6 separate regions of the Homo sapiens genome follow, and all the other regions are linked to region 1. The links are chromatin contacts, found by Hi-C or POLR2A ChIA-PET in ENCODE. All regions are on one chromosome and are shown on one strand. Each heading gives the region's core, a stretch centred on a gene start or an enhancer-like site at or near the end of the contact. The rest is flanking DNA. Distances are from core to core; before and after follow the strand shown. Region 1 holds the start of N4BP2 (NEDD4 binding protein 2). Region 2 holds the start of WDR19 (WD repeat domain 19). Region 3 overlaps APBB2 (amyloid beta precursor protein binding family B member 2). Region 4 holds the start of KLB (klotho beta). Region 5 has its middle 26 kb from the start of RBM47. Region 6 overlaps RBM47 (RNA binding motif protein 47).

What was found. A loop is a pair of places that touch in the nucleus more often than their neighbours do. ChIA-PET counts read pairs that join two places held with the same protein, here RNA polymerase II (POLR2A). Pooled maps may share reads with other maps.
Region 2: a map of gastrocnemius medialis shows a loop between it and region 1 (11-fold over the local background). The contact joins the promoter of WDR19 here to the promoter of N4BP2 in region 1. A Hi-C loop is called at or near these places in 4 of 168 maps with a recorded cell type or tissue (ascending aorta, gastrocnemius medialis and naive thymus-derived CD4-positive, alpha-beta T cell) and 18 of 50 pooled maps. POLR2A ChIA-PET finds 5 or more read pairs at or near these places in 3 of 52 experiments (B cell, PC-9 and activated B cell).
Region 3: a loop to region 1 is called in a map of chondrocyte, with 5 times the contacts of the local background. The contact joins the enhancer-like site here to the promoter of N4BP2 in region 1. A Hi-C loop is called at or near these places in 8 of 168 maps with a recorded cell type or tissue (B cell, CD4-positive, alpha-beta T cell, CD4-positive, alpha-beta memory T cell and 4 more) and 13 of 50 pooled maps. POLR2A ChIA-PET finds 5 or more read pairs at or near these places in 2 of 52 experiments (activated B cell and activated CD4-positive, alpha-beta T cell).
Region 4: POLR2A ChIA-PET joins it to region 1 with 11 read pairs in BJ. The contact joins the promoter of KLB here to the promoter of N4BP2 in region 1. POLR2A ChIA-PET finds 5 or more read pairs at or near these places in 2 of 52 experiments (BJ and naive thymus-derived CD8-positive, alpha-beta T cell).
Region 5: a pooled map shows a loop between it and region 1 (17-fold over the local background). The contact joins the enhancer-like site here to the promoter of N4BP2 in region 1. A Hi-C loop is called at or near these places in 5 of 50 pooled maps. POLR2A ChIA-PET finds 5 or more read pairs at or near these places in 3 of 52 experiments (A549, HEK293T and WTC11).
Region 6: a map of PC-9 shows a loop between it and region 1 (4-fold over the local background). The contact joins the enhancer-like site here to the promoter of N4BP2 in region 1. A Hi-C loop is called at or near these places in 1 of 168 maps with a recorded cell type or tissue (PC-9), 10 of 37 single-sample maps with no recorded cell type and 5 of 50 pooled maps. POLR2A ChIA-PET finds 5 or more read pairs at or near these places in 4 of 52 experiments (A549, Caco-2, GM12878 and 1 more).

The regions. Positions count from the first base shown.
Region 1 is chr4:40,055,600-40,060,102 of GRCh38, reverse strand. It overlaps N4BP2 (NEDD4 binding protein 2), which reads right to left and starts at 3,253. Exons shown (of 18, transcript NM_018177.6): 1 at 3,073-3,253. It also overlaps the pseudogene LOC344967. RefSeq lists enhancers at 2,192-2,291, 2,392-2,441 and silencers at 2,632-2,981, 3,032-3,491, 3,832-4,041.
Region 2 is chr4:39,180,110-39,184,976 of GRCh38, reverse strand. It overlaps WDR19 (WD repeat domain 19), which reads right to left and starts at 2,448. Exons shown (of 37, transcript NM_025132.4): 1 at 2,414-2,448. The coding sequence starts at 2,419. RefSeq lists enhancers at 1,410-1,479, 2,180-2,329, 2,454-2,748, 2,600-2,779.
Region 3 is chr4:40,906,951-40,911,817 of GRCh38, reverse strand. All of the region lies in intron 10 of APBB2 (amyloid beta precursor protein binding family B member 2), which reads left to right. Among named protein-coding and RNA genes, the nearest start is that of NSUN7, 160 kb to the right of the region's middle. Within about 2 kb of position 2,942, at least 13 of the 41 ENCODE cell types and tissues checked have a DNase peak (open chromatin) inside an H3K27ac peak, as active enhancers do.
Region 4 is chr4:39,405,055-39,409,921 of GRCh38, reverse strand. It overlaps KLB (klotho beta), which reads right to left and starts at 2,992. Exons shown (of 5, transcript NM_175737.4): 1 at 2,148-2,992. The coding sequence starts at 2,972.
Region 5 is chr4:40,653,626-40,658,492 of GRCh38, reverse strand. No RefSeq gene overlaps it. Among named protein-coding and RNA genes, the nearest start is that of RBM47, 26 kb to the right of the region's middle. Within about 2 kb of position 1,937, at least 3 of the 41 ENCODE cell types and tissues checked have a DNase peak (open chromatin) inside an H3K27ac peak, as active enhancers do.
Region 6 is chr4:40,575,253-40,580,119 of GRCh38, reverse strand. All of the region lies in intron 1 of RBM47 (RNA binding motif protein 47), which reads left to right. Among named protein-coding and RNA genes, the nearest start is that of RBM47, 52 kb to the left of the region's middle. RefSeq lists enhancers at 2,592-2,791, 2,812-2,981. Within about 2 kb of position 2,944, at least 33 of the 41 ENCODE cell types and tissues checked have a DNase peak (open chromatin) inside an H3K27ac peak, as active enhancers do; they include GM12878 and PC-9, where a contact is called at or near this core.

The DNA of each region.
Region 1 (4,503 bases), core at 2,004-4,503:
CAGCGCCTTGAGAGGCTGAGGCAGGAGGACTGCTTGAGCTCAGGAGTTCGAGAGCAGCCTGAGCAACATAGTGAGACCCTGTCTCTTTAAAAAAAGAAAAAAAAAAAAGAATAAGGTTTTGGGTCACAAAGATCTAAGTTTGACTGAAACCTACCTGATACATACATAACACTCCCACACACTAGTCGGGTAACTTTCAGCAACTTTCTTAATACTTCTCAGTCTCTGTCTCCTCCCCTGTAAGAATAGTGCAAATCTCAGAGTTGTAAGAATTAAATACAATCACATATGCAAAGTGCTTAAAACAGCACCTGGTGTGCATGTGTGTGTACATACACATAAGCCACTTCATTACTATGAGGACGAGGGCAATGAGGTTGATAATGATACATGGCTTGATGTATGCTTACTCATTATCAGGCAAGGTAGGTATCAAAAAAGTGTTCAATCTAAGGCCAGGCGGGGTGGCTCATGTCTGTAATCCTAGCACTTTGGGAGGCCAAAGCGGGCGGATCACTTGAGGCCAGGAGTTACAGACCAGCCTCACCAACATGACAAAAACCCATCCCTACTAAAAATACAGAAGTTAGCCAGGTGTGGTGTTGAGCACCTGTAATCCCAGCTACTCCAGAGGCTGAGACAAGATAGCGCCACTGCACTCCAGCCTGGGCGACAGAGTGAGGCTCTGTCTCAAAATACATACATACATACATACATAAAAAATGCTCAATCTCTTCTTAAATTCCTAACATAAACTACTTCTAAAGGCATTTAATAGACAACTGATTCTTCCCAAGACTTACAATATGATTTTGCATATAAAAAGCTGAAAGGAAAGCAAAGAAGGTAGATAGCTATTTTTCTGAAATTCATTAACTAATAAATGGTTGCTGCTTTGCATATCAAAAAACATGCATAATCATGGCTAATCATGATGAAAAGGGAGATTTTAAAAGGAAAATAATCAGCGTTTTAAAACGGCCGGGCGGGCGTGGTGGTCACTCCTGTAATCCCAGCACTTTGGGAGGCGGAGGCAGTTGGATTGCTTGAGCTCAGGGGTTTGAGACCAGCCTGGGCAACATGGCGAAACCTCCTCTCTACAAAAAATACAAAAATTAGCCGGGCGTAGTGGCTTTCGCCTCTAGTCCCAGCTACTCTAGGGGACGAGGTGGGAGGATGGCTTGAGCCCAGGAGGCAGACGTTGCAGTGAGCTGAGATAGTGCCACTGCACTCCAGCCTTGGCGATACGGCCAGACCTTGTCTCAAAAAAATAAATAAATAAGATGCAACTATGTAACAGTATTTAGATTTAAAATAAATACTAAAAAAAAAACATGCAACTAGTGATAATATTTAGCTTCTACTGTGTACATACAAGATACTATGCCTACTTTAATATACTTTAATGAAGGAAAAAACATGCCTCTACCATAACTTAAGCCCACTTTTTCTATGAAATACAGTACTTCTATCTCCCCTTCAAATTAACTAAAGTCAACAAGTACACAAACTGGCATTCGTACGTACTGCGTGCTGATTTCAACTGCTTTATTCTTTATTGTTTTACAGGTTAGTCTTTTTTCATTAACTAAATTGTAGCCTCCTTGCAAAAGAGCAGCCATTTATTTCCTATTCTTCCCACCATGTCCACCACTACAGCCCCTCGCTCCTACCCCCCATCCTAGCACGGCACTTAAATAATAAAAGGTCCTGGCAGCGAAACTCAAAACTGTTTATTTCTGACCTTTAGCAGTAAACAATGTTAGAAAGGCAGATGGAACCACGTTTATCAAAACACAGAACACACGATGTTTACATTTCCTAAAGCGCGTCTTTTAGTTAAAATTAAAGGATGAGAGTTAAAACGAGTTACAAAAGACAGCTGGTGTTTGAAAGAAAAACACTGGAAGTAATAAAAACGGAGTGAAAAGGCTGATGTTGGGATTAAAAGAAAACATTTTTTTAATACAGCTGCAAATCAGTCATTGTTTTCTGAGAGGCTAGGTTCATCTCCAGGATTTTCTTCTAGGAGCTCAACCAATGGCCACCTTTACTGAGTTAACCAGTCTCCAGGCAAGCAGCCCTTGCTGATTGGCTCAAAGATGTCGAGTAGAAAAAGCAGCCAATCCTGCCTTCAAGCCAGAACTGTGCCATGGAGACATTACAACCACTGCATGGCGAGAATGTGTACAAACCTGTCCGTGCCACAAATATCAGATCCTAGTTACAAAGACTGCCGCCGAAAGGAAGAGCCTTTGAAGCCAACACTGACACTGACCTGTCATCTACATTCTATTACTCTAGCTCTCTTTCGGAGGGAAAAAAAAAACTATTTTAACCAAAAGCGCATGAGAGATAAACTGTGCCCCCGCTAAGATGACTCACTCTATTGAGGATGAATTTCCAAACGGACGGCTTAGAGAGAGTCCCGATGAGAGAGGGGCTCTAGAAGGGTCCCATTGAGGGACAAAGTTGCAGATGGGGGCAGGGGAGGCGGGACGAGGGCCAAAGACACACAAATGCCGGGGAGGGGAAAGTCTCCCCGCAGTCTCCAAAATCCGAACGTGTGAGTGGCTGTGTGTCTGGACTTGAACTGAGTAAATAAACGGCTCTGCTAGGACTATGTGCTCAGGAAGGTGGCCTGAAGTTCCCAGAAGGCTCCGCCTGGCAAACACCTAAGGCGCCTGGAGGGGCGCAAGGTCAGGTCCCGGCGGGAACAGATCTGGGAGGAAACCTCGGGGGGTCGAGAGGGGTGTGTCTGGGGCCTGGAGGCCCGCCAGGCACTCGGAGGCCAAGGAAGCGGCCGCGGCCCCCGCCTTCGCCCGGCCTCGGGCTGAGCGCCAGGGCCCGCCTCTCGCCGACGCCTCACTTCCCTTCCGTCCGGGCAGCCGGGCCCGCGGGTCAGATCGGAGGCGGCCCGCGCCGGGCCCCACATTCAGGGCTTGGGGGTTCATTCGCCGCGCCGCCCGCCGCTGCTTCAGGCCCTCCGCTTCGGCTCGGAGCCCCGGGACCCCTAACCTCCAGGGCCCTCACCTTGGACCCGCCTCCCTGCCTCCCACCCGCCGCCTTTACCTGCTTCTGGAGCGGGCAGAGGGCGTCGAAGCCGGTGCCGCGTCGTCGAACGCACAACGCGGCGCCGCAGGTCCGCAGCCCTTTCCCGCCGGCGCCACTGCGCTCTCCCGCGCCGCGCAAGGCTAGCAAGCAGCTGCGGCCGCGGGGGAGACACGGCGAGCGCGCCCGGCGGGGAGACACTGCCGCTCTCCGTCCGGCCGGGGAAGAGCAGCCGCGCAGAAGCCCGCCGCGAGAGGGCGGGTGGGCGGCCGGGTGGGGAGGGGTCTCGAGGCGCCGGCAATGGCTGCCACGTCGCCCAGGTGGATCGCCGCCCACCGCCCCCCCCCAAGCCCGCCGGCTGTCCGCCACGACCTCTGCTTCGTCCCCGAGCTCCGCCTCGGCGCGGCGGCCCGGGGGACTTGAGCCCGCGGGCGCTCCCACCTCTCCCGCTCCCGCTCTCCCGTTGGAGAGCAAGCCCTGCCCGGCCGGTTCGGCTGCTTCCGGTCGCCCACCCCCCAAGTCTCGCCCGAGAGCGGGCCGTGGTCCCCACTTTTCTTATCAGGGGGTCCCTGGAGGAGCAAGCCCTTCTTCGAGTGTCGGGTTCTGCTTGGGGGGAAGGCGGGAGCTGTTTGGCGCTGGGGAACATTGCAACAGGCCCGGAATTTTTGCCAAAATAAGCGGCGCGGTAAACCACAGCTGTTTCTAGCCCTCGGCACTCTCCCGAGCCCCAAAAAACAAAACAAACACAAGGTCGGCCTCGCGAGGTGAGGGGAGAAAGGAAAGCAGAGCTGGGACGAGCCCTGACGCGCGCGGGGTCCAGGCTGCAAGTTGGGAGGGACGGCGAGGCGAGCGACCGGCCTCGGCATTGCCTGACTAGGGCCGTGGCCGCTGCGGCGGGCACGGGAACCCGCCTTCTCGCGCGCGGCCCTCCCGCGGGGGGCTTCCGGGCGCGCGGCCTCGGAGCCCCACGGGGAGACAAAGGGGTAGGCGACTGCCACGGGGTGGAGGGAGGCTGCCCAGCCCCATCGGCCCTGCCAGCGTGCGGTCTGAGCTCGGGGAATGTGTGCGCCTTAGCCGGTGGAACCGCAGCCGCTGGCCTTTGCCCCCAGTTCGAGCTTGAGTTTTCGGATGCCAAGAAAAAGCAAAGACGTGCTCTTCCCTCTTGCGACCGCTGTAGTATGAGTCCGTCCCCAAGCCTGCACCATTTTTTTTCTCTCAACTCTGCTTTCCCTGGTTTATTTGTTCTGGGTTCTGATGTGAAATGTTTAGTGTTTTCAGGGTACGCAAATTTTTCACCTTTGCTTTCTGGTTGGTGGTGGTGGTGGTGATGGTAGTGGTGGTGGTTTTGCCTGTTTTTTACTTCCTCCGTCCCCTCCCTTTGCGGTTACTTTTCATTCCACTTGCAGTGGTTTTTCCCAGAATAGAGAAGCGAAATAACCTCATGACAAAGTG
Region 2 (4,867 bases), core at 1,199-3,698, 870 kb after region 1:
TACTGGGTAAGATAAAATATATTATTAAAATAAATTTTACCTGTTTTCTTAAAAAATTTTAATGGTCAATAAAAATATGAAATTACATTAGCTCACAGTACATTTATATCAGACAGTGTTGATCTAGAACATTTAGGAATATGAGTTTCAGTGAAAAAATTTAGATTTCAATATTAGGTTAAATTATAGATTAAACAATGATGCCCATTTCTAGGCATATGAAATTTAGATACTGTTACACGGGACTTAGTCTGTGCGGCAACACAAAACTCTTACAATGCTCAAAATTAAACACCGCCTGGCCAACATGGCGAAACCTCGTCTCTACTAAAATTACCAAAAAATGAGCTGGGCATGGTGGCGCTTGCTGTAATCCCATCTACTTGGGAGGCTGAGGCACGAGAATCCCTTGAACCCGGGAGGTGGAGGTTGCAGTGAGCCGAGATGGTGCCACTGCACTCCAGCCTGGGTGACAGAGCAAGACTTCGTCTCAAAATAAATAAATTAACAACCAACAACCAAACACAAAGCAGTGAGGTTGTTTATTTTTATTTTTATTTTTTTTTAGACAGCGTCTTGCTCTGTCGCCCAGGCTCTGGAGTGCAGTGGGGCGATCTTGGCTCACTGCAACCTCCGCCTCCTGGGTTCAAGCGATTCTCCTGCCTCAGCCTCCCGAATAGCTGGGATTACAGGCACACGCTACCACGCCCGGCTAATTTTAAAAATATTTTTGGTAGAGACAGGGTTTCACCATGTTGGCCAGGCTGGTGTCGAACTCCTGACCTCAAGTGATCCACCTGCCTCGGCGTCCCAAAGTGCTGGGATTACAGGCGTGAGCCACCGCACCCTGTCCCAATGAGCATTTTACATGCTAAAGAAGAAATTCCCCTCTATTGAAAGTAGAGGTGGGCTATGATCATGGGACATAAAAGTTTTATAGAGCATAAAGAAACTCATGAAGAAAGAATATTTAAAAGCATCTTACTTTTGCAATTTTGTGACCATTTCACCCTGGAACTCCTTCATGCAAGTGAGAAGTCCTTAAACTTGAATTTCATTACCTTCAATGGCTGACTTGCCTCTAGCTGTGATTTCATATTATTTTTTTTCAGTGGAGCTCTATAGATGCTCCACATACCGTGCAGAGGAAAAACTGCTAGTTTCACAACCAAAAAACCAAGACTTAAATTTTGTTTGTAGCTTATTAGCTGTAGGGCTTTAAGTAAGTCGTTTAAATTGCCTCCAGCAAAAAATTCTCAACTGTAAATCATGAATAATAACTCTTCACTTCTAATATTTCATAAATTGTAAAGAGCTTTAGAAATAAAAATGGGAGTTATGATTACTGGTCCGTCAATTCCAATTTCCACACTAATAGCCACGAAGAAGCATGAGGACATCTAAAATAATTTTAAAATTGAGCCTTCCAGCCGGGCGCGGTGGCTCACGCCTGTAATCTCAGCACTTTGGGAGCCCGAGGTCGGGGGATCATGAGGTCAGGAGAGTGACAGCATCCTGGCTAACACGGTGAAACCCCATCTCTACTAAAAATACAAAAAATTAGCTGGGTGTGGTGGCACGCGCCTGTAGTCCCAGCTACTCGGGGGGCTGAGGCAGGAGAATCGCTTGAACCCAGGAGGTGGAGGTTGCAGGGAGCAGAGATTGCGCCACTGCACTCCAGCCTGGGTAACAGAGCGAGACTCAGTAAAAAAAAAAAAAAAAAAAAGCCTTCCATTTCTTTGCCAGAGCAGAGCAAGGGGGGACTGCTCTGATAAATCAGAAAGTGGGGTGAACAAGAAGCCCAAGCCTAGAAACCGTGCGTGCAGAGGATGAGGCACATGAGCGTGAGACCTGAGTTTTCGGGTGCAGATTTCCCGTCAATAATGTACACTCGCTAGCAGGTGATTGGACTGGTCACAGGTAATACATTTTGAAGTTATTCTTTAGGAGGCTTTTCATTCTTTTTAAGGCGCTGGGCAGCTGCGCGGCTTGCCAGAGGCTTAGCCCCAAGAAATGAGGTAGCTCGTGACATCGGACCCAGTCAACTTCACAGCGACCCTCCAAACGCGTTAACTCGACCAGTTCTTTCCGCGTGCGAAGCTGGGGTATCTTTAGATCCAGTCCGCTCATTTCGGCCAGGGAGGGGTTCCCACTTTCTGCACCGCTTCTACGGCGTCTGCAGTCCCCAAAACGAGAGGCCTCTCTCTCCGCCCTCTCCTCTCCTCCTATTTTCTTTCCTTTCTCTCGTCCCTTCAGCTTCGCCCCCGCTCTCTCTGGCCACCTCTCTCTCTCTCTCTCTTCCTCATTTCCAACGAACTCAGAAGGGAGAGGGACAGATATCCTCTTTTAAAAGCGACCAAGGGCCAGTAGTCGCGTTTTCCCGCCCCACCCCGGGAATTTGTAAGTTATTTACCTTCATCTCCACGCTCGAGCCGCTACGCGAACTATGAAGTACGCAGGCGCACCCGGTCTCCACCAAGCAGGCTACCGCGTTCCCGTCACCCAGGAGACCGCGCGAGCAGCGACCAATCAGCGAGTGCTAATTGAAAGGCGGTGCCTCGAGGGGCCGGGCCAAGCGCACCGCCCTCTGCGAGGGTGGGTGAGAGGCGGAGGGTGGAATCACATGACATCAGAGACGCTAACCCTGGGAAGTTGGGCGTCGCGAGGCCTTGCTGAGCCTCGGCTTCCTGGCTGGCTCTGATTGGATGAGATTCGTCCGGGAGAGACGGGCTCTGTGAGCCCTCAAAGGCGCGTGCGTAAATTTTGGACCGCGATGACTAAGATGTCAGTGCTGGCCAAAGGGGGCGCCGAGAAGCTGAAGGAAAGAAGACGCAGAATGTTAGATTAAAGGAGGCAGGATGGGCTAAATACTCCTATACAGTCCACGCAAAGAGGGGTTGGACGAGCTCGGGTATATCTTTTTTTCTTCCAGGTTTCTGGGGTAGAAGGGAGGAGGCATAAGAGGTACAATAGTTTATTTCAAGGTAGGGTTGTTGGTGCTTTTTTTTTTTCAGTTTCACCAAAATCTTTTTTTTTTTTCAATGTCAACAAAATGTGCTAGCTAACGTGGGCAGGAAAAATGAGCTCCAATAGTTTTCCTTTAGAGTTTGGATCTGGCAGCTTTTCCCCAAGTATAAAGCCCTGTTGTACAGTATTTGTGCTGCATTATTTATAGCATGAAAGTGCATCTTTTACCCAAGCGTCTGAAAGTGTTGAAACAGTCTACCTTTTGCTTTTCTTTTCGACATCAGGTAGGAATCTGATTGGCTTAGAGAAAGTTAATCAATGATTTGAAATAACTAATAATGAATGTTTGCAAATTCTTAAGTAGGGTGCTATGCCTTTGCACTGGGGTTTTCAGTTACGTTACGACAGGGGTCCGGATCCAGACCCCAAGAGAGGGTTCTTGGATCGCGCGCAAGAAAGAATTCAGGGCGAGTTCTCAGTGCTGAGAAAAGCAAGTTTATTAAAACACGTAAAGTGGTGAAAGGACAGCTACTCCATAGACAGAGTAGGACATTCCTGAAAGCAAGAGAAGGGACGCATCCACCCTAGGTACAATGCTTGTATATATGGGGAGATGTGCTCTGCTACAAGGGTTTGTGATCAAAGATTAATTTTCTTAATTATTTTGCAGGAATTGATATTATTATCTTTAAAGCAAAATTAGGAATGCCTTTGTTCTCCAGATATCCCGATATCTGGGTCTGTTTTAGTAAACATTATTAATTTATTCCCTTAATCGTAAACATCTAGAGGCGAGGAATGCCCAAATTCTGAGAATTCAGCCCAGCAAGTCTCAGCCTCATTTTCCTAGCCCTCACTCAAAATGGAATCGCTCTGGTTCAAACGCCTCTGACAGTTAGGTTAATTACTTAAATTTTTACTGAAAGATTCCTCTGCTGAAAGGGTAACCATTTAAAAATAGCCAGAGCAATCAGTTCTTAACAAGACCTGCCCTCAGGAGAAAGTATTTTTACCAAAGCCTAGTCTGCTGGGGTTTTATCAGAGCCTAAACTACCTGGGAGAAGGGAAATACTCAACTTCAGCCTCCATAAACCATCCTGTTCCACTTAAGTGTGGGAGATTAAGAAGTATTGGCGGGCGCCTGTAGTCCCAGCTACGCGGGAGGCTGAGGCCGGAGAACGGCGTGAACCCGGGAGGCGGAGCTTGCAGTGAGCGGAGATCGCGCCACTGCACTCCAGCCTGGGCGATAGAGCGAGACTCCGTCAAAAAAAACAGCAAAAAGAAGTATTGGTGGCCAGGCTCAGTGGCTCACGCCTGTAATCTCAGCACTTGGGGAGTTCGAGGTGGGGGGCTCACTTGAGGTCAGGAGTTCAGGACCAGCCTGGCCAACATGGTGAAACCCCGTCTTTACTAAAATACAAAAAATTAGCTGTGCATGGTGGTGGGCACCTGTAGTCCCAGCTGCTCGGGAGGCTGAGGCAGGGGAATCGCTTGAACCCGGGAGGGGGAGGTTGCAGTGAGCCTAGATCGTGCCACTGCACTCCAGCCTGGCGACAGAGCAAGGCAAGACTCTGCTCAAAAAAAAAAAAAAAAAAAAAAAATTAGCCTGGCGTGGTGGCACATGCCTGTAATCCCAGCTACTCGGGAGGCCGAGGCATGAGACTCGCTTGAACCTGGGAGGCAGAGGTTGCAATGAGCCGAGATTGTGCCACTGCACTCCAGCCTGGTGACGGAGCTAGACTTCGTCTCAAAAAAAAAAGGAAGTACTGGTGACTTTTACCATCCACACCGGCTCACTAAAGGCTGAGGCCTAATCATAGGACTATAGAACACTTGCCCTATCCTGTACCTTACCACATACCACTAAAAGACTACTTACAAGTATTCCTTTTATCCAGTA
Region 3 (4,867 bases), core at 1,693-4,192, 850 kb before region 1:
TGCATGGAGGCTCGGCTCCAGCACAGGAATCCGTGTCCCCCTAGGTGTTGGTCTGGGACCAGCTGGAGGCCCACTTATGAGGACTGCAGACACATTAAGAGCTCAGGATGCACCTCTGTTGAGGTGTCCCAGGACCCTTGGATATGGGCTCCAGTCTGCAGGTTCCAGGCCCCAGCAGCTTATGATGGCGCTCCTGATAAGCCAGACATGGATTGGATTGGGCAGAGTAAGCCCACAGGAAGAACTGGCCCTGTGGCCTACAGTGTAAGACACCTGGAGTTGGACATGTTACCTGACTCTAGGTCCCCCGACTGAATCGATATTTTATATGACTTTTATATCACTAGGCATGGCTTAGATCAGGATTTATTGATAATTTAGAGCTAATCATAATAAAGGTTGACACATTGTATGCTTACCAGGTACCATTGTGAGCACTTTATACACATGATACCATTTAGTGCTCCCAACATTCCTTAGAACATAAGCACAGTCATCCCCCAGTACATGCGGAGGATTGATGCCAGGACCCCCGAGTATACCAGATCCACGCATACTCAAGTCTCACAGTTGTCCCTGAGGAGCCCACGGATTCGAGAAGTCAACCCTCTATGAATTCTGCATCCTGCAAATACTCTATTTTCAATCTGCATTTGCTTGACAAAAATCTGTGTGGACCTACACAGTCCAAATAATCCATGTTGTTCAAGGGTCAACCCTATGTCTGTCGTTTCCATGTTAGAAAAGCCAAGACACAGGGGAAGGTCAGCAACTTGCCGTGTGTCATACAGGAATTAAGTAGGGAGCTGAGATTCAAACTGCAATCTCTGGCTTCAGAGTCCAGGCTGTGTACAATTTTACTATTATTCCAATAAAAACAACTGCTTCCCATAGGCTGTGCTGGGCTGGTTGCCAGGGTTCACAGCCCCTTGAATCCACAGCAGTGCCTGCAAAGGCAAGATTATCCCTCCGGTGATGCAGATGAGGAAACTAAGGACGATGAATGTGCTGAAGGCACAAATAGGGAGTGGTAGTCCAGGACTGCCAGTCAGGTCTGGCCTAGCCTTGCCATGATATTTCAGTCTGTCTCAAGCTCGAGTGTCTTCATCTGACAAGTATTTCTTGAGCATGTGGCACATCCGGGGCCACTTTTGGGTGGTGGGTATACAGAGGTCCACAGAACAGGCCTGATCTCAAGGATCCCCCTTTAGATTGAGCATTTCTGCTAATAGAACAGCTAATGTAGAGCAGAGAATGGGGAATCAAGACTAGGGCTGGGAGCTGGGCCCAGTGGCTCATGCCTGTAATCCTAGCACTTTGGGAGACTGGAGCAGGTGGATCTGTTGAGCCCAGGAGTTGAAGACCAGCCTGGGTAGCACAGTGAGACCCCGTCTCTACAAAAAAAGAAAAAATTAGCCGGGTATGGTAGTGCGTAGCCTGTAGTCCCAGCTACTCGGGAGGCTGAGGTTGGAGGATCACTTGAGCCCAGAAGATTGAGGCTGCAATGAGCCATGATCTTACCACTGCACTCCAACCTGGGCAACAAAGCAAGACCCCTCTCTAAAAATTAAAAAAAAGACTAGTGCACTTTAGGAGGCCGAGGCGGCGGATCACCTGAAGTCAGGAGTTCGAGGCCAGCCTGGCCAACATGGTAAAACCCTGTCTCTACTAAAATTACAAAAAAAAAAAAAAAAAATTAGCCAGGCATGGTGGTGGGTGCCTGTAATCCCCGCTACTAGGGAGGATGCGGCAGGAGACCATCACTTGAAACTGGGAGACAGAGGTTGCGGTGAACCTCAGATCAAATCTAGCTCTGCTGTTTATTTACATTGTGACATTAGACAATTCAACTAAGTTCCCTGAACCTCAGTTTCTCATTTAGAAAATAAGAAATACAGCACCTACTTTGTAGTGTTGTTGTGAAAACATGTTGTGCTACATGTTGTAAAGCATGCAGCTTGTGGCAAGTGATGTGTAAATGTCAGCGCCCACCTTCATGCTTTCCCTGCCAAGACCAGACTTGTATATAAAACACTCAGCACAGAGTGAGCCCTCGATAAATAGTCACTGCTAGTATCATGATGATTATAAGTGATTATCAGATTACATATGTCTAATGAGATATGCCTGCAAGTTCATCTTTAAGTAAACATACACTTAATTTGTTCCATGACATTCTGGAAACATTGTGCTACGTCTCTCGGTTGAACCCACCTCTGCTCAAATTTTCCATTGATAAAAATAGGACTCATAATGCCAGCCTGGTTCCTGGGCAGGAAATGACTAATGCAATTAACTGTTTCTGTACTAAATCACAACCCGGAGGCGTGTCTCTGGCATGAGTGAAGAATCGTCAAGAATCCTGGCTGTTAGGATGCTGATTGTCAGGTTCCTCTGCCTGCATCGTTGTTTGTCAGCCTGCAGTGGCCTGGGGATTGAAAACTGGAGTGGGTTTCCTGCAGAGAGCAAACCCTTTCATTAGCCAACCTGAACATGCAGTCGACTGACACTTGGCGTTTCTCTCCGTAAATTAATAAGTTGGCATTTCTGGTTGATATTTTTAGATTTGTATGACTTGTTCATAACGTGCTGATGATTGAACCTGCTCAGCAGGTTAATGAGAGTCGCTGTGGGGCAGGCATTGCAAATAATGGTGATTGCATGGTGCACCGGCCTTTCTTTAGTAGCAGAAGCCCTTCTGTGTAAGGGCAAGAGCAGGGCCACTGTGACAGGGGAGGCCCAGAGGCCTCAGCCCCACACTGGGCTCCTCTGCAGGTTGCCCCTGGACCTAAGAGTGCTACACCTCTGGAAAACAGTGTGGAGAGCAGTGCTGTGGCCTGGAGGGAGGAGGACGCAGCTAGCAGGCAGTTAGTCGGTTCCCTGGGCATTTCCTTTGCCTCCATAGGCCTCCTTGCCTCCAGTGATCTGTTAGCAGGTGTTGGGTGATGGTGCCCCCTAGTGGACAGTTTGCACAAGGGCACCCACACTACCTCAGGGCTTTTGGTTCCTGCAGTGGCGGGCTCCCCCATTGTCGGCTCTGAGGTACTTCTGAGAAGCCTCGGGACCAGCCCAAAGCTATAAACGTAGAGCTGGTGGGCTTTGAAGTACTCACTCCCCATTGAGGGATTATTTTCTTCTCCTCAGGGTACTCCTAGGAGGCCTTGAATTCTTCGGGGCCTCTTTAGAGTGGGGCTGGCCTCCCTGGGCTCCGGTGCCAGCCGGGTGTAGCTACTGGGTGCACCCAAGATTGTGAGGAGGGGAGGAGGCGTGTTGTGCACACGTGTATGGGGTGAGAGGCATTATAGGTGTGGCCTGGGGATGCCGGCCTCCCTCTCTCCGTCAGGAAAGCCAGCATTGTTGCCGCACCTAGGAGGCAGCAAGGCGCGGTGACAGGAATGTGTCAGGACACAAACTCAGGCTTCACTGCCAGCTCTGCCATATGCTCATGGTTACCTGAAGTGTATACACCACCGTGTGTTTGTTGGCTGGGGCTGCCATAACAAAATACCACAGACGAGGTGGCTTCAACTACAGAAACGTTCTTTTCTCACAGTTATGGAGGCTGGGAGCCCAAGGTCACTGTGAAAGCAGGTTTGGCTTCCCCTGGGGCCGCTCTCCCGGGTTTGTGCTGGCCGCCTTTTTGTTCTGTCCTTACATGGCCTATTCTCTGTGTGGGCGCCTCCCTGCTGTCTCTTCCTCCTCTTATAAGGATACCACACACACACACAGACACATACACACACACATATGCCACACACACACCACACACACCCACACCATACACATATGCCACACACACACACCACATACACATACACACATACACACACACACACCACACAGACACACACCTGGGCACAGTGGCTCACGCCTGTAATCCCAGCACTTTGGGAGGCCAAGGTGAGCAAATGGCTTGAGCCCAGGAGTTCCAGACCAGCCTGGGCAACATGGTGAAACTCCATTTCTACAAAAAAAAAACCCACCTTTTTTTAATTAGCAGGCATGGTGGTGCACACTTGTAGTCCCGTCTACTCAGGGGAGGCTGAGCCCAAAAGGTGAAGGCTGCAGTGAGCTAAGATCGCGCCATTTCACCCTAGCCTGGAAAACAGAGCAAGACCCTGTCTCAAAAAAAAAAAAAAAAAAAAAGGGTCAGGCACAGTGGCTCACACCTGTAATCCCATCATTTTGGGAGGCCAAGGTGGGCAGATCACCTGAGGTCAGGAATTCAAGACCAGCCTAACCAACAGGGCGAAACCCCATCTCTACTAAAAATACAAAAATCAGCCAGGCTTGGTAGCACACACCTGTAATCCCAGCTACTTGGGAGGCTGAGACAGGATCATTGCTTGAACTCAGGAGGCGGAGGTTGTAGTGAGCCACTGCACTCCAGCCTGGGTGACAGAGTGAGACTCTGTCTAAAAAAAAAAAAAAAAAAAAATATATATATATATATATATATATATATATATGTAATATATTAAATTAAATTAAATAAAGCATATCAGTCCTATTGGAGTAGAGCCCCATTGTTAGAGCTCATTTAACTTAATTACTGCATTAAAGACCCTTTCTCCAAATACAGTCACATTGGGGGTTAGGACTTAAGCATAGGAATTGGGGAGGGGACACGATTCAGTCTTAACAACTACCCTGTACCTCAGTTTCCTCATCTGTGAAATGGCAATAATAATATCTGCCTCATGTGTTGATATGTGGATTAAGTTGATTGAACAAGATATGTAAAAGGAAGTCTCTAGCTGAGTCCTTTGCATGTATGTCTATCTGTACCTAGATCCATCTACATATACACATATAGACATGCATATATGTGTGTATATATGCATATTTACATATACATGCATATATA
Region 4 (4,867 bases), core at 1,743-4,242, 650 kb after region 1:
GAGACAGAGTTTCACTCTCGCCCAGGCTGGAGTGCAGTGGCGTGATCTCGGCTCACTGTAACCTCTGCCTCCCGGGTTCAAGGGATTCTCCTGCCTCAGCCTCCCGAGTAACTGGGACTATAGGCACGTGCCACGACGCCCAGTTAATTTTTGTGTTTTCAGTAGAGAGGGTTTCACTATGTTGGCGAGGCTGGTCTCAAACTCCTGATCTTGTGATCCACCTGCCTTGGCCTCCCAAAGTGCTGGGATTACAGGCATGAGGCACTGTGCCCGGCCCAATCTGATATTTTTAAATGTACATGAGCATGAATTGTTTTAAAAATTAAAAGGACTGGCTGAGCGCAGTGGCTCACACCTGTAATCCCAGCACTTTGGGAGGCTGAGGCAGGTGGATCATGAGGTCAGGAGTTGGAGACCAGCCTGGCCAACATAGTGAAACCCCTCTCTACTAAAAACACAAAAATTAACTGGGCTGGTGGCATGTGCCTGTAGTACCAGTTACTCAAGAGGCTGAGGCAGGAGAATTGCTTGAACCTGGGAGGTGGAGATTGCAGTGAGCCAAGACTGCGCCATTGCACTCCAGCCTGGGTGACAGAGTGAGACTTTGTCTCAAAAAAAAAAAAAAAGAAAATTAAAAGGACTAAATGAGAGGAATATTTTTCTAACTTTTGTATGCATAATCTTGATAACTGTTAAATACCTATACAATTTCTACCCTTTAAGGTCTTATTTTGTCAAATCACAGTATACCCACACATTAATATGTTCTATATACAACTCTAGTCAAAGATATGCAAATGACCTTGAAATCATAATGCAATCTGTTTACCTCAAGGGCAGATGTATCTGAAACCATAGTACAATGCACATGTGTAATAATCCAGAAAAGTTCAAAAAGAAAAGAAGTGATAGCAGATATTTTTGTATGTACAAATTTAGACATGGAATTATTTTATGTTGCTGTATTTTTTTTCTACTTCTGTATATTTAGCTTTTGATTATTAATAATTAAATTACTTTTTGTAGCACATTATAAAATTATATTGATAAAGTTTTTTCATTTTTAAAATGTAACAGGTGTGCAGAATAATTTATTTTTCCTAAGTAAACTATTTGACTCAAAAAGTTAAATTCGATTCTAGATATTAGCCTCAATGTGAGGCTAAATCTCTTGCAAATTCCTGAGTCTTCTTTTCAAAGCATTCTTAATGAAGACAGTTAGTGTTAATTATGTTGTCATTTAAAAAATCCATGTCCACAACAGCTGTATTTTACTCCTTAACCTTGGGAAAATTATTTAATCTCATTAAGCTTCAGTTTCCTCATCTTTTAAATGGGAAGAATAATAAAACTAGTTCAAAAGGCTGTTAAGAGGATCAACTGTAACGATGCATGTAAAATACTTAATGTAGTCTGTGGTACATAATAAGTACTCAGTAATTATTACCTATTATTTTGCTTGTATTTTCACTATTGTTTTACTAATTTTAACATTTCTCAACATTATCTCTAGCTTTTGAAATATATTGCTTGAAAATTGCTTTAGTAGAGCACATTCTTCCCAGTTCTTATGGGAAGAAATGTGTTTAGCTCCCATAACAATTAATCTTCTCTTTTTTGCTATGTAACACAAATAAAATCAAAAGTGAAGTATATTTAAATTTCTGTATTTAATATGCATGAGTTAGCTAACATTTATTTGGCTTACTTATTTACTTACTTTATTTACTTATTAGCTAAGTTAGCTATACTTAACAACAAATACATATTTGAAATGGTTGTGCCTTAAGATAATTCTGAAATGATTGCATGTTGTCAGAAAAGGGTTCCAACAATTAAATTTATGAAGCACTGTTTTCCCACAGAATGAAAGTAAGCTCATATATTCACACTGTAGTGTATAATGGTAGATTTAAAAATAGCCTCAAAGTGCAACTTTTGAAAAAACTAATTGGATTAATACATTAAAAATACCTTAGATAAATAAAACATACACTAACTTAAATGCAAAATTTGAGGATAGATCTTTTGAATTAGCTTAAAATCAGTTGCCTTGATTTCAGTGAAGAGAATTACTGAGGCAGAAGGTAAATTCTTAAATTCTTAGTGTTTTCTGAAGCTATAAGAAGAAGCTAGCTGTACAGTACCTTGATCAAGTTGTGTCCCACAGTGTAGACAGCTGCTAAATTTCCCTTCTCTCCAGGGGCATGCATACCTGTCCCATACCCATGCCAAGCCACTAGATATGGGTTGTGAATTGTAATCCAATATTTGACACGGTCCCCAAACATCTGGAAACAGTATGTGGCATAGTCATTGAAGATATCTATTATGGTATCATTTTTCCACCCCCCATATTTTTCTTGTAGTGCCAAAGGCAAATCCCAGTGGTATAAAGTAACTATAGGTTCAATGTTTCTAAGCACTAGAGCGTCCAGAAGAGTACTGTAGTACTGCAGACCTTTTGCGTTGGCAACTGTTACTATTCCATCGGGGAAAAGCCTTGGCCAGGAAATTGAAAATTGATAAAAAGAAACTCCTATAAAATCCAGGGCTGATAAGTCTTTTTCCAGAAAAATATAACTGTCACTGGAACCATTCGTGCTGCTGACATTTTTAAGGTGTGTGTGGATGAAATGATCCCATATAGAAGGTCCTTTTCCATCCTTCTTCCAACTCCCTTCCACTTGCAATGCTCCAGTCCCAATACCCCAGAAAAAGTTTTTAGGGAAAGTGTCATAGAGAAACAGCTGACTTTCATTTACCGGAGTAAAATTAGGATTTTTAGACCATATAGCTCTTCCATCTCCAGAGAATCCAGTAACAGCTCGTAGCAGAATAAGTGCTGACAGGATGACAGATCTTTGCAATCCCCCGTTGGACATTGTATTCCTATAGCGTGTGGTTATTTCATCAGTGCTGAAGAAAATCCATTCATTCCCTGGAGATCCTGCCGCACAGCCTGGCTTCATTTGCCACCAACTGCTGGACTGTCTTATCAAAGCTTCAGTAAAAGCTTGTGATTGTAAAGCTCTGTCAATGATTAGCTTGAACTGGGAGACTGAGGATGGGTCATAGAGAGCAACGTAATTTGAGGGAGGTGGCCCTATTGCAGTCACCAACGCGTCTCCTTCTCTCTCATTATGGAAAAAATTAGATGAAAATGCATCGGTGACAAGAGTTTGAATGTGTAACTAACACATATGTAAACACTGGATTAAAATCACATTATTTTCCGTGTAGCCTTTCATATTGACCCAAATCTTTTCTGAATGTTTTGAACATTATTGAATAAGGTATATAGCTTTTCTATTTTTAGAGTTTTTGTGTGGTAATTTTATAATCTCATATATCAAGAAAAATAACATATACAAGTATATAGCATTCCTACATACCAATAGTAAAGAATTAGAAAACACAATAAGAAATTACACTTCTCCACAAAATTATAACGCATCTAAGAACAATCTTAATAAATGTTACCTATTTTAGGAAAATTGCAAAAATGTATTGGTAGATTTGAGAGAAGACTTGAATGAGAAAATATAGCACTTTGTGGATGGAAAAATGAAATACTTTTCAATTTAATACATTTAACTTAACTAAAATCCTCTAATCTCTAATTTTATTTTTTATTTTATTTATTTAACTTAACTAAAATTCTCTAATCTCTAATTTTTTAATTAATTAATTAATTTTTAATAAGAGTCTTGCTTTGTAGCCTAGGCTGGAGTGCAGTGGTGTCATCACAGCTCACCGCAGCCTCAACTTCCCAGGCTTAAGCAATCCTCCCTCCTCAGCCTCCAAGTAGCTGGGACAACAGGCACATGCCACCATGCCCAGCTGATTTTTGATTTTTTGGTAGAGGTGGGGTCTAGCTATGTCCCCCAGGCTGGTCCTGAACTCCTGGGCTCAAACAGCCCTTCTGCCTCGGCCTCCTAAAGTGCTTGGGATTATAGGTGTGAGCCACCATGCCTGGCCTAATCCCAAATTTTAGTTCAAGAAAATTATTACGAAAGGCCAGGCACAGTGATTCATGGCTATAATCCCACCACTTTGGGAGGCCAAGGCAGGCAGATCACTTGGGGTCAGGAGTTTGAGACCAGCCTAGCCAACATGTTGAAACCCCGTCTCTATTAAAAATACAATTAGCTGGGCACGGTGGTGGGCACCTGTAATCCCAGCTACCTGGGAGGCTGAGGCAGGAGAATCTCTTGAACCTGGGACGTGGAGGTTGTAGTGAGCTGAGATCGCACCACCGCACTCCAGCCTGGGCAACAGAGCAAGACTCGGTCTCAAAATAAAAAAAAAAAAAAAAAGAGAAAATTATTATGAAAGTTCCCTTGAAGAATAGGCAATATTTATTTTTAAAAAGGAAAGAAAAACCTGAAAAAGAAAATAGCAAAGGCATAGACTACCTTCAGCATGATTCTGGAATAAAGATAAACATACAGAAAGAAATACATGCACATACAGAAAGAAATATTGTACCAAATCGATAGCCTCCAAATAACCTGTAAAAAATTTAATGTTTTACAGCCTGGGGAACATAATAAGGCCCCATCTCTACAAAAAAAATTAAAAACTAACCGGGTGTGGTTGTGCATGCCTGTAGTCCCAGCACTTTAGAAGGCCAAGGTGGGAGGATTGCTTTGAGCCCAAGAGGTCAAGACTGTAGTGAGCCATGATTGCACCACTGCACTCCAGCCTGGGTGACAGAATGAGACTCTGTCTCAAAAAATAATAAATAAATAAATAAATAAATGTTTTAAATATTTGAAGTATCACATATGAATGAGAAGCAGAGTGGTTAATAGTTTGGTCTCTGTGCCAGATGAGGTGGCTCACACCTATAATCCCAGCTACT
Region 5 (4,867 bases), core at 688-3,187, 600 kb before region 1:
ACAGAGCCTTGTATACAGTAGGTGCACAACAAATGTTTGATAAATTGAGACGTTTAGACTCCAGACCCAAATATGCTGCTTAAAGTCTTGGAAAACTCTGCCCCAGCATTCTCTGTCATTGGCAATATGGCTTTTAGAACTATTTTTTGATAATAAAATATAATAAAATATATCATTTTAATGATTGCTATATATTTTTTTTTTTATTTTATCTTTTGTAGAAATGAGGTGTCACTATATTGCCCAGGCTGGTATCAAACTCCTGGCCACAAACAATCCTCCTGCCTCAGCCTCCCAAATTGCTGGGGTTACAGGGCATGAACCACCGCACCTGGCCTAGTGATTTTTTTTTTTTTTTGAAATGGAGTCTCTCTCTATTGCCCACGCTGGAGTGCAATGGTGCGATCTCGGCTCACTGCAACCTCCACTTCCTGGGTTCAAGCGATTCTTTTGCCTCGCCCTCCTGAGTAGCTGGGATTATAGGTGCCCGCTACCATGCCTGGCCAATTTTTTATATTTTTAATAGAGATGGGGTTTCACCATGTTGGCCAGGTTGGTCTCGAACTCCTGACCTCTGGTGATCTGCCCGCCTCAGCCTCCCAAAGTGCTGGGATTACAGGCGTGAGCCACTGCATCTGGATAGAAATATTATTTTCTATGTCCACAATTTAAGCACTCTATACATAACAACTCATGAATCTTTACAGATATTCTCCCATATAGCTTGGTGCATACGAATGTGATATTGAAGTCTGTATGTGTCAAAGTAAAAATTATTGTGGGAAGCCTGAGCACGGTGGCTCATGCCTCTAATCCCAACACTTTGGGAGGCCAAGGTGGGTGGATTACTCGAGGCCTGGAGTTCAAGACCAGCCTGGCCAACATGGTGAAACCCAGTCTCTACTAAAAATACAAAAATTACCAGCCTGGCCAACATGGCGAAACCCCATCTCTACTAAAAACGCAAAAATTATCACCCTGGCCAACATGGTGAAACCCCATCTCTACTAAAAATACAAAAATTACCAGCCTGACCAACATTGTGAAACCCCGTCTCTACTAAAAATACAAAAATTAGCCAGACATGGTGGCAGGCGCCTGTAATCCCAGTTACTCGGGAGGCTGAAACAGGAGAATTGCTTGAACCCTGGGAGGTGGAGGCTGCAGTAAGCCGAGATTGCACTAGTGTACTCCAGTCTGGGTGACAGAGTGAGACTCTGCCTAAAAAAAAAAAAAGATTGTGGGAGCACTAAAGGTGGAAGGATGGGGAAGGCAGCAGCACTGTGAAGAGAAAACTGTTATGGAAAGCGGGAGATTCATGTTTTGCTTGAGCCACTGATGAGTTCTCTGGCCTTCAGAGTAGTTCTCTGAGACTTTGTTTTCCTCACCTGTGAAATGGAAGCATTTGGCCAGATAAGTTCTAAAGTCCCTAACATGTTTGAAAAGTGCTAGGACTTTTTTTTTTTTTTTTTTTTAAGACAGGGTCTCGCTCTGTCACCCAGGCTGGAGTGCAGTGGCACAATCACAGCTCACTGAAGCCTCGAACTTCCTGTGCTCAGATGATTCTCCCACCTGAGCCTCCGGAGTAGCTGGGAAAATAGGCACACGCTATCATGCCCGGCTAATTTTCAATGTTTTCGTAGAGATGGGGTTTCACCATGTTGCCGGAGCCATTCTTGACTGAACTCCTGAGCTCAAGCGACCCACCAGCCTCGGCCTCCCAAAATGCTGGCATTACAGGCGTGAGCCACCATGCCCAGCCTGAAAAGTGCCATGACTTTTTAAGGGAATTTAAGAGATTAACGTAATTAGCAGGGCAGGAGGAGGGCTCCCCAGATGAGTATTGATACCTCAGTGGGACCAAGACTCCCACACTGACTGTGCCACCTGTTTGAGTGGTCTGATTACCCACATCCTCTTTTGAAGGAGCTATGCCCCATCCCTTTGCACGGAGACTCAGTTTCAAGTTAACGTGATCCAGTTCTAAAAGGCCAAAGAGATTCTTTGCTGGCCTTGATACTCATAGGAACATTTTGCCACCTATTTTATTCTGATCACAACCCAGAATTCCTGCACTGATAGATTACTGAGTCTTTTGATTTATTTTTTTGCAGAAGTAAAATCTGGCAGCTAGTAATCTGGTTATTTTCTGATCCTTGTGGCCAGATGGCACTTTCGATGTTAAAACTGTTCAGAGAAAGAGGTTTCACAATGTTCTATACCTTCTCTGCACTGTTTCTCACATATCCACATTTTTGATGATGCAAACTTTTTTCTGAGCCCAGAAACTTAGACATTCAATGATGAAAACTGATGCCGGAAGCTCCCAATGTCTGGTTAGCCAGGGATCATCCTCCAAACCCTGTTTGATTAGACATTCGATACAATGATTTATAGTTCCTGTTTAGATATTCACTTTGATGATGAGCATTTAAAACTTTTTCCATTACAGTTGTTATTACTGCATGATAACCATTATTGTTGCATTAATAATGAATATCGTATAGAACACTTGCATATTGTCATTTGCAGAGTATCCTTTTATATTTGCCTTTTTTGGGCCGAGCACACTGACTCATGTCTGTAATCCCTGCACTTTGTGATGCCAAAGTGTGAGGATCTCTTGAGGCCAGGAGTTAGAGGCCAGCCTGGGCAACAGTGAGAACCCATCTTTATCTATAAAAAAAATTACCGGCCAGGCCCAAATAAAGCAAATTTAAAAAGATACTCTGCGAATGACAATATACAAGTGTTCTATACAATATTCATTATTAATGCAACAATAATGGTTATCATGCAGTGGCTCAGGCCTGTAATCCCAGCACATTGGAGGCTGAGGCGGGCAGATAGAGGTCTGGAGCTCAAGACCAGCCTGGATGATATGGCAAAACCCTGTCTCTACCAAAAATACAAAAAATTAGCTGGGTGTGGTGGCACGCACCTATGGTCCCAGTTACTTGGGAGGGTAAGATAGGAGAATCCCTTGAACCCAGGGAGCAGAGGTTGCAGTGAGCTGAGATCGCACCACTGCACTCCAGCCTGGGCGACAGACAGACGGGGAGACCTTGTCTCAAAAAAAAAAAAAAAAAATTCTACCCAAGCCTTTCCACTGTTTTTTTTTTTTTTTTTTTTTTTTTTGAGATGGAGTTTTGCTCTTGTTGTCCAGGTTGGAGTGCAATGGCGTGATCTTGGCTCACTGCAACCTCTGCCTCCCGGGTTCAAGCAATTCTCCTGCCTCAGCCTCCCGAGTAGCTGGGATTACAGACATGTGCCACCATGTCTGGCTAATTTTATATTTTTAGTAGAGATGGGGCTTCTTCCTGTTGGTCAGGCTGGTCTTGAACTCCTGACCTCAAGTGATCCGCCTGCCTCAGCCTCCCAAAGTGCTAGGATTACAAGGGTGAGCTACCGTGTCCAGCCTCCACTGTTCTTTTGGGTGCCCTTGCCACCCAAAATAACTCTTTTAGTGCAATACAAGTACCTAGTTTTCAGCCAGGCGCAGTGGCTCACGCCTGTAATCCCAGCACTTTGGGAGGCTGAGGCAGGTGGATCACGAGGTCAGGAGATCGAGACCATCCTGGCTAACATGGTGAAACTCTGTCTCTACTAAAAATACGAAAAAATTAGCAGGGCGTCATGGCAGGTGCCTGTAGTAGTCCCAGCTACTCGGGAAGCTGAGGCAGGAGAATGGCGTGAAGTAAAATCTCCAGGGGAGGCAGAGCTTGCAGTGAGCCGAGATCGCGCCACTGCACTCCAGCCTGGGCAACAGAGCAAGACTCCATCTCAAAAAAAAAAAAGTAAAAGTACCTAGTTTTGTTATCTAACTTATTAAAAAGATACTTGTTTTTTAAAAATTTTACATGCTGTTTCCCTTATTTCTGTTTACTTCATAATCTTTCTTCTTCTTCTTTCTCTTTCATTTACTAGAACTCAAATTAGAGAGTTTGAAATGCGTAGCAATACAAATAGTTCTTGGATTGATTTCTGACTCATCATCTTTTAGCCAAACAGCTTGAAATTACAATCAATTGCCTATCTCTTTGGCAGCCTCTGAAGACTCCCTTAGATTTCTGGAGCTGGGAGTTCTTTTTGGTGTTATCTAGCACAGCTTCTTCATGAAACAGAGGAGAGTAAAGGGGGTAAAGTTACCGCAATAAGTTCAAACGAGTAAAGGGAAAACTAGAGGAGTCAGAACTAGAACCCGCACGTGCAATATTCCAGCCCAGGTTTTTTTCTTCTTCCCTTTGCTCTTCCATGAGTGCTATCCCTCCTCTATCCTTTTACTTAAACGAATGTATATTATCTCCTTAATCCCATGTGATGGATTCAAGGGTGATTTTATTTTAGTTTTTATTTTTTGAGACAGAATCTTGCTCCGTTGCCCAGGGTGGAGTGCAGTGACGCCATCTCAGCTCACTGCAACCTCCAACTCCTGGGTTCAAACGGTTCTCCTGCCTCAGCCTCCCGAGTAGCTGGAACTACAGGCACAGGCCACCAGGCCCAGCTAATTTTTGTATTTTTAGTAGAGACAGGGTTTCACTATGTTGGCCAGGCTGGTCTCGAACTCCTGACCTCAGGTGATCTGCCTGCCTCGGCCTCCCAAAGTGCTGGGATTACAGGCGTGACCCACTATGCCCCACCTTCAAGGATCATTTTAAATATCAGTGGGTTACACAACTGTGACACTTGAGACACATCAGTCATAAGACTAGCAAGGCCTCTTTGGAAATCACAGCTTTCAAGATGGGAGTCTCCTCCCAATTTTTTTGTTCTAGTCTTAGGGCGGTAACAAGAGGCTTTCTCGTGACATACCTAAGCCTTCCTGCTTTGGACTGAATTGAAAGTAGGGCAGTACTTGCCAATCCCG
Region 6 (4,867 bases), core at 1,695-4,194, 520 kb before region 1:
GTCCAGGATATTTGGCATGTTGGAACTTAGACCAATTCGAATTTATAAATCCTCTAAAAGTAGGCCGGAAGCGGTGGCTCACTCCTGTAATCCCAGCACTTTGGGAGGTCAAGGCAGGAAGATCCCTTGAGCCCAGGAGTTCAAGACCAGCCTGGGCAACAAGGCGAGACCCTGTCTCTACAAAAATAAAAAATAATTTAAAAAAATAGACAGGCATGGTAGTGTGCACCTGTGGTCACCTCTACATGGGAGACTGAGGTAGGAGGATCCCTTGAGCCAGGGAGGCAGAGGTTGCAGTGAGCTGTGATTGTGCCACTGCAGTCCAGCCTGGGTGACAGAGTGAGACCTAGTCTCAAAAAAAAAAAAAAAATTACCCTAAAGTTTACTTTCTCAATGTAATAACTCCAGCAAAGACCCACAGAGAAAAATGCTTCAGAGCTTCTTGGGAATGTAGATTGACTCGTGTATGGAGAAGTGCTCTGATTTGAACCACCTCCATAAGATGGGTAAATTTTCTTCATATCATCTCCCTAAAATAGGTAATCTAGTTCCCACTTAAGTCAGATCTTATTTTTTATAATTTTAATAACTTTTAAATAATTACCCTTAAAGTTATAGAGTTTTACCTAGAGAATCTGAACTAGTTATTCCCATCCAATTTGTTTCTTTGCTATTGCATTTTTTTTTTTTTTTTTTCTGAGACAGGGTCTCGCTCTGTCACCCAGGCTGGAGTATAGTGGCATGATCTCGACTCACTACAACCTCCACCTCCCGGGTTCAAGTGGTTCTCCTGCCTCAGCCTCCTGAGTAGCTGGGACTACAGGCGCGTGCCACCATGCCCAGCTAATTTTTTGTATTTTTAGTAGAGATGGGGTTTCAGTGTGTTAGCCAGGATGGTCTCAGTCTCCTGACCTCGTGATCCGCCAGTCTTGGCCTCCCAAAGTGCTGGGATTACAAGCGTGAGCCACCGTGCCTGGCTGCATTTTTTTTTTTTTTAATTTAAGATAGAGTCTCGCTCTGTTGCCCAGGCTGGAGTGCAGTGGCATGATCTTGGCTCACTGTAGCCTCCGCCTCCCAGGTTCAAGTGATTCTTCTGCCTCAGCCTCCTGAGTAGCTGGGAGTACAAGTGCACGCCACCATGTCTGGCTAATTTTTTGTTATTTTAGTGGAGATGGGGTTTCACCATATTGCCCAGGCTGGTCTTGAACTCCTGACCTCAAGTGATCTGCCCTCCCTGGCCTCCCAAAGTGCTGGAATTACAGGCGTGAGCCATCGTGCCCAGCTTGCTATCACATTTTGAGCACCTACTGTGTGTAGCATTGTGCCAAGCACTTTGTGTGCGTTACCCCTTAGCCCTTACAGCAGGCCCTGCTACACAGCACCATTTACAGATGAGGAACTGAGGCAGTGAGAAGTCATATCTCTTGTCCTAGGTAACATAATAACTCTAGAAGTTAAGGTAGAAGAGAAAATGATAGAAAAGGCCATAAGCAAAGCTTTCAGATGGAAGAACAATGAAATCTAAGTGGTGGGCATGTAGAAAGAAAAAGCTAAGAACACTGAAAATGAATGGAAGTAGAAAATGGAGGCAGAGGGAGGCCATTTATTCTACAATTGTCTATAAGTGTCAGGAGGAAAATCCTATGTGTCAAAAGACAAAATTGCAACAAATTTAGTTTAAAGTTCTCAATTGCTTTTATTTGAGTTTCTAGAATCGGGCAACACTTCCTTCCATATTATAGGAAAAGGGTTCCAGTCAGCCGAGCAGAAGAGCTTGGCTTTATAAAGTAGAAGGAAAGAACTTAAAGTATATTAATTGTTTCAAAGATACTTTTTTTGTAAGGAATGGGACAACAGGAGACAGAACAACAGAAAAATAACATCAGATTACTTTAAGGATTAAAGCAGGGAGTTTCATTATGCCAATTAAAGATTTGAAACTGGCCCATTTAAGAAATTTGGTGTTATTTCTTCGTCCTGATTACTGAGAAGGTCAGACAACAACTTAGTTTCTGTTTTGTGATGTGGAACTTTAGCCTGGGTGACTCCATTTTGATTTTCAGTCTGGTCTATTGGGCCCTAGTTGCAGAAGTTTAGTCCAAAACAGTGACCTCCTATAATTCTTTTTTTCTTTTTTTAAGAGAAGAGGTCTTGCTGTGTTGTCTAGGCTGGCCTTGACCTCCTAGGCTCAAGCCATCTTCCCATCTCAGCCCCCTGAGTAGCTGGGACTACACGCACGCACCACCGCTCCTAGCTTCCTGTAATTTTTATTGGACAGTTTGTTGGTTTCTTCACCAGGGAGTAACACAATGGTACCACATTTATCTAATCTTGAGATATGTGCTGAAGTAGGAAAAAACTCCAGAGTTTTAAACGGTCTGTGATAAGGCAGAGATTTGGGGCTTTGGGTTTCTGGTTTGTTGCATTCCTGTTTCTTTGTGACTATCAGCTTATCCCAGACTTTTTTTTTTTTTAAGTATGAGATACCATAAGGGAGGATCAGGAAAGGGAAAACAGGATTTTTAAAAAAATTGGAACAGGGAATAAATAGCAGAGAGGAACATCCTTTTTTTTTTTTTTAAACAGAATCTAACCAGGTACCCATTATACGATCTGCATTTGTCTGGACTGTCACTTGAGCTGTTCTCTGAGCTGTCTTCATGTAACTATTAACTCCCTGATCTTTCTGAGGCTGCCTGTGTGAGGTGGCAGCCTTGTTTAGTCGGCAAACAAGCTGTTGCTGAGGACTCTTGACAACATGAGCAGGCATTTCCCAGTTTGAGGAAGTCCCTGTGGCCTGTGTTAGATTCGGCCACCAGCATGCACAGAGCTGAAGCGTGGGTGCAGGCATTGGCTAGATGGGGTTCAGCCCCTTTCCCAGAACTGAAACTGGTCCCAATCCATCTCTTGGCTCAGCACTCCAGGAAGGCTATTTGAGGAAGCAAACCTATAAGGAACTAAGAACAGTCATGTGTTCATGATTGACTCACTCAGGGTTTCCTCTTTAGCACGTGACCCTCAGGCCACCCATTCCTTGGAGTGGGCTGAAAGTTAATGATTCGTTACTGCCAGGGACGCTTTATTTGAGCAACTCCTTTTTTTCTCCTGGCTTGAGTCACAGGTAGCATTCAGCATGGACTTTGGAGCCAGCCTGTCTGAATCTAATCACTCAGCTCCACCAGCTCTGTGACCCTGGGAAAGTTATTTAATGTCATCCTATCTCAGTTTCTTCATCTATAAAATGGGTATCATCATCATCATCATCAGGATTTCTGTGAATATTATATGAGATAACACATGCAAAGTGTTTACAACAGTGCCTGCCACACGGGAATTTAAAGTATCTAGAAAGTGAAACAACCCTCAGTTGCTAACTTCAAAAATAGAAATGAGCTGAGCTTGCACCTGTAATCCCAGCACCCTGAGGGGCTCAGGCAAGAGGATCACTTGAGGCCAGAAGTTTGAGGCTGCAGTGAGCCATCCATGATCATGCCACTGCACTCCAGCCTGGGCGATAGAGTGAGACCCTGTCTCTTTTAAAAAAGAAAAATGACAAATGATTTCTCATTGTGATGTTAGTATGTTACGTTTGTCTGATATTTTACAGTTTCCAAAATGCTTTCATATATGTTATGTAAGTTGATCACAGGGGCTAGGTAGTAGTTAGAAAGTTTCACCTTTGTAAGAAATAGGCTTGGAGGCCAGGCATGGTGGCTGTTGCTATGTTGCTCAGGCTAGGAGTTCAAGACCAGCCTGGGCGACATAGCAAGACCCCATCTCTACAAAAAAATTTTTTTAAAAAATTGATCAGGCATAAATATGATTGTGGGTGACAGGGGGAGACCCTGTCTCCGCCCCCCCCCAAAAAAAAAAAAAAAACAGAAAAGAGAAAGAAAAAAAGAAATAGGCTGAAGAAAGGGCATAATCTGGGAAAGATAAGGGAAAGCATGTAAGGGATCCTTTCTCAAGGAATGCATTCCATTGCCTGGGGCACTGCCCCAGGAGGAGGTGAGGAAAGATGCCTCTTAGCAAGCTATGTGAGCCTGCAGGGAAGGAACACTTCCCCAGTGTCCGATCCAAAGGAGAACCCTGCCTTGGGTGGCGACAGAACCAGATGAGCTATTAACAATGCCCTCCTGGCCACCAGCACTGGCAGGCCCCCATTTCTTCTGGGCTTCCTCTGGATCAGAGAGCACCTCTGAGATCAGACCCTTTCTCTCCCTGCTGGAGCCAGGCCTCAGGAGCTTGGTAATGTGTGAGAACAAGCACAGAGGAAACCATGAAGGAATCTGAGGTTTCTCTTCAAAAGAGAGAAAATTCCAGATGACCAAATATCACTGTACTCTTGGCGGACAGAATGGCTTCATTTGTCCTTTCAGTGCTAAAACCAGGACAGTCCTGGGCAAACTGGCATGGGTTGGTCACTCAGACACACAGTAGCCCTTATCAAAGTGGTCCAACGGGGATTAAGGACAAAACCATTAAGTATTCAAATTTTAAGTATTCAGTTAACTTGGGGAGACTTCTTTATAGGTAGCTATTCCTTGGTAGTTTTTTTTTTTTTTTTGAGATGGAGTTTCGCTCTTGTTGCCCAGGCTGGAGTGCAGTGGCACGATCTCGACTCACCGCAACCGCTGCCTCCCAGGTTCAAGCGACTTTCCTGCCTCAGCCTCCTGAGTAGCTGGGATTAAAGGGGCCCGCCACCACTCCTGGCTAATTTTGTATTTTTAAGTAGAGACCGGGTTTCTCCATGTTGATCAGGCTGGTCTCGAACTCCTGACCTCAGGTGATCCGCCTGAATCAGCCAAAAAGCTGGGATTATAGGTGTGAGCCACCACGCCCAGCTTCCTTGGTATTTCTTTATAGG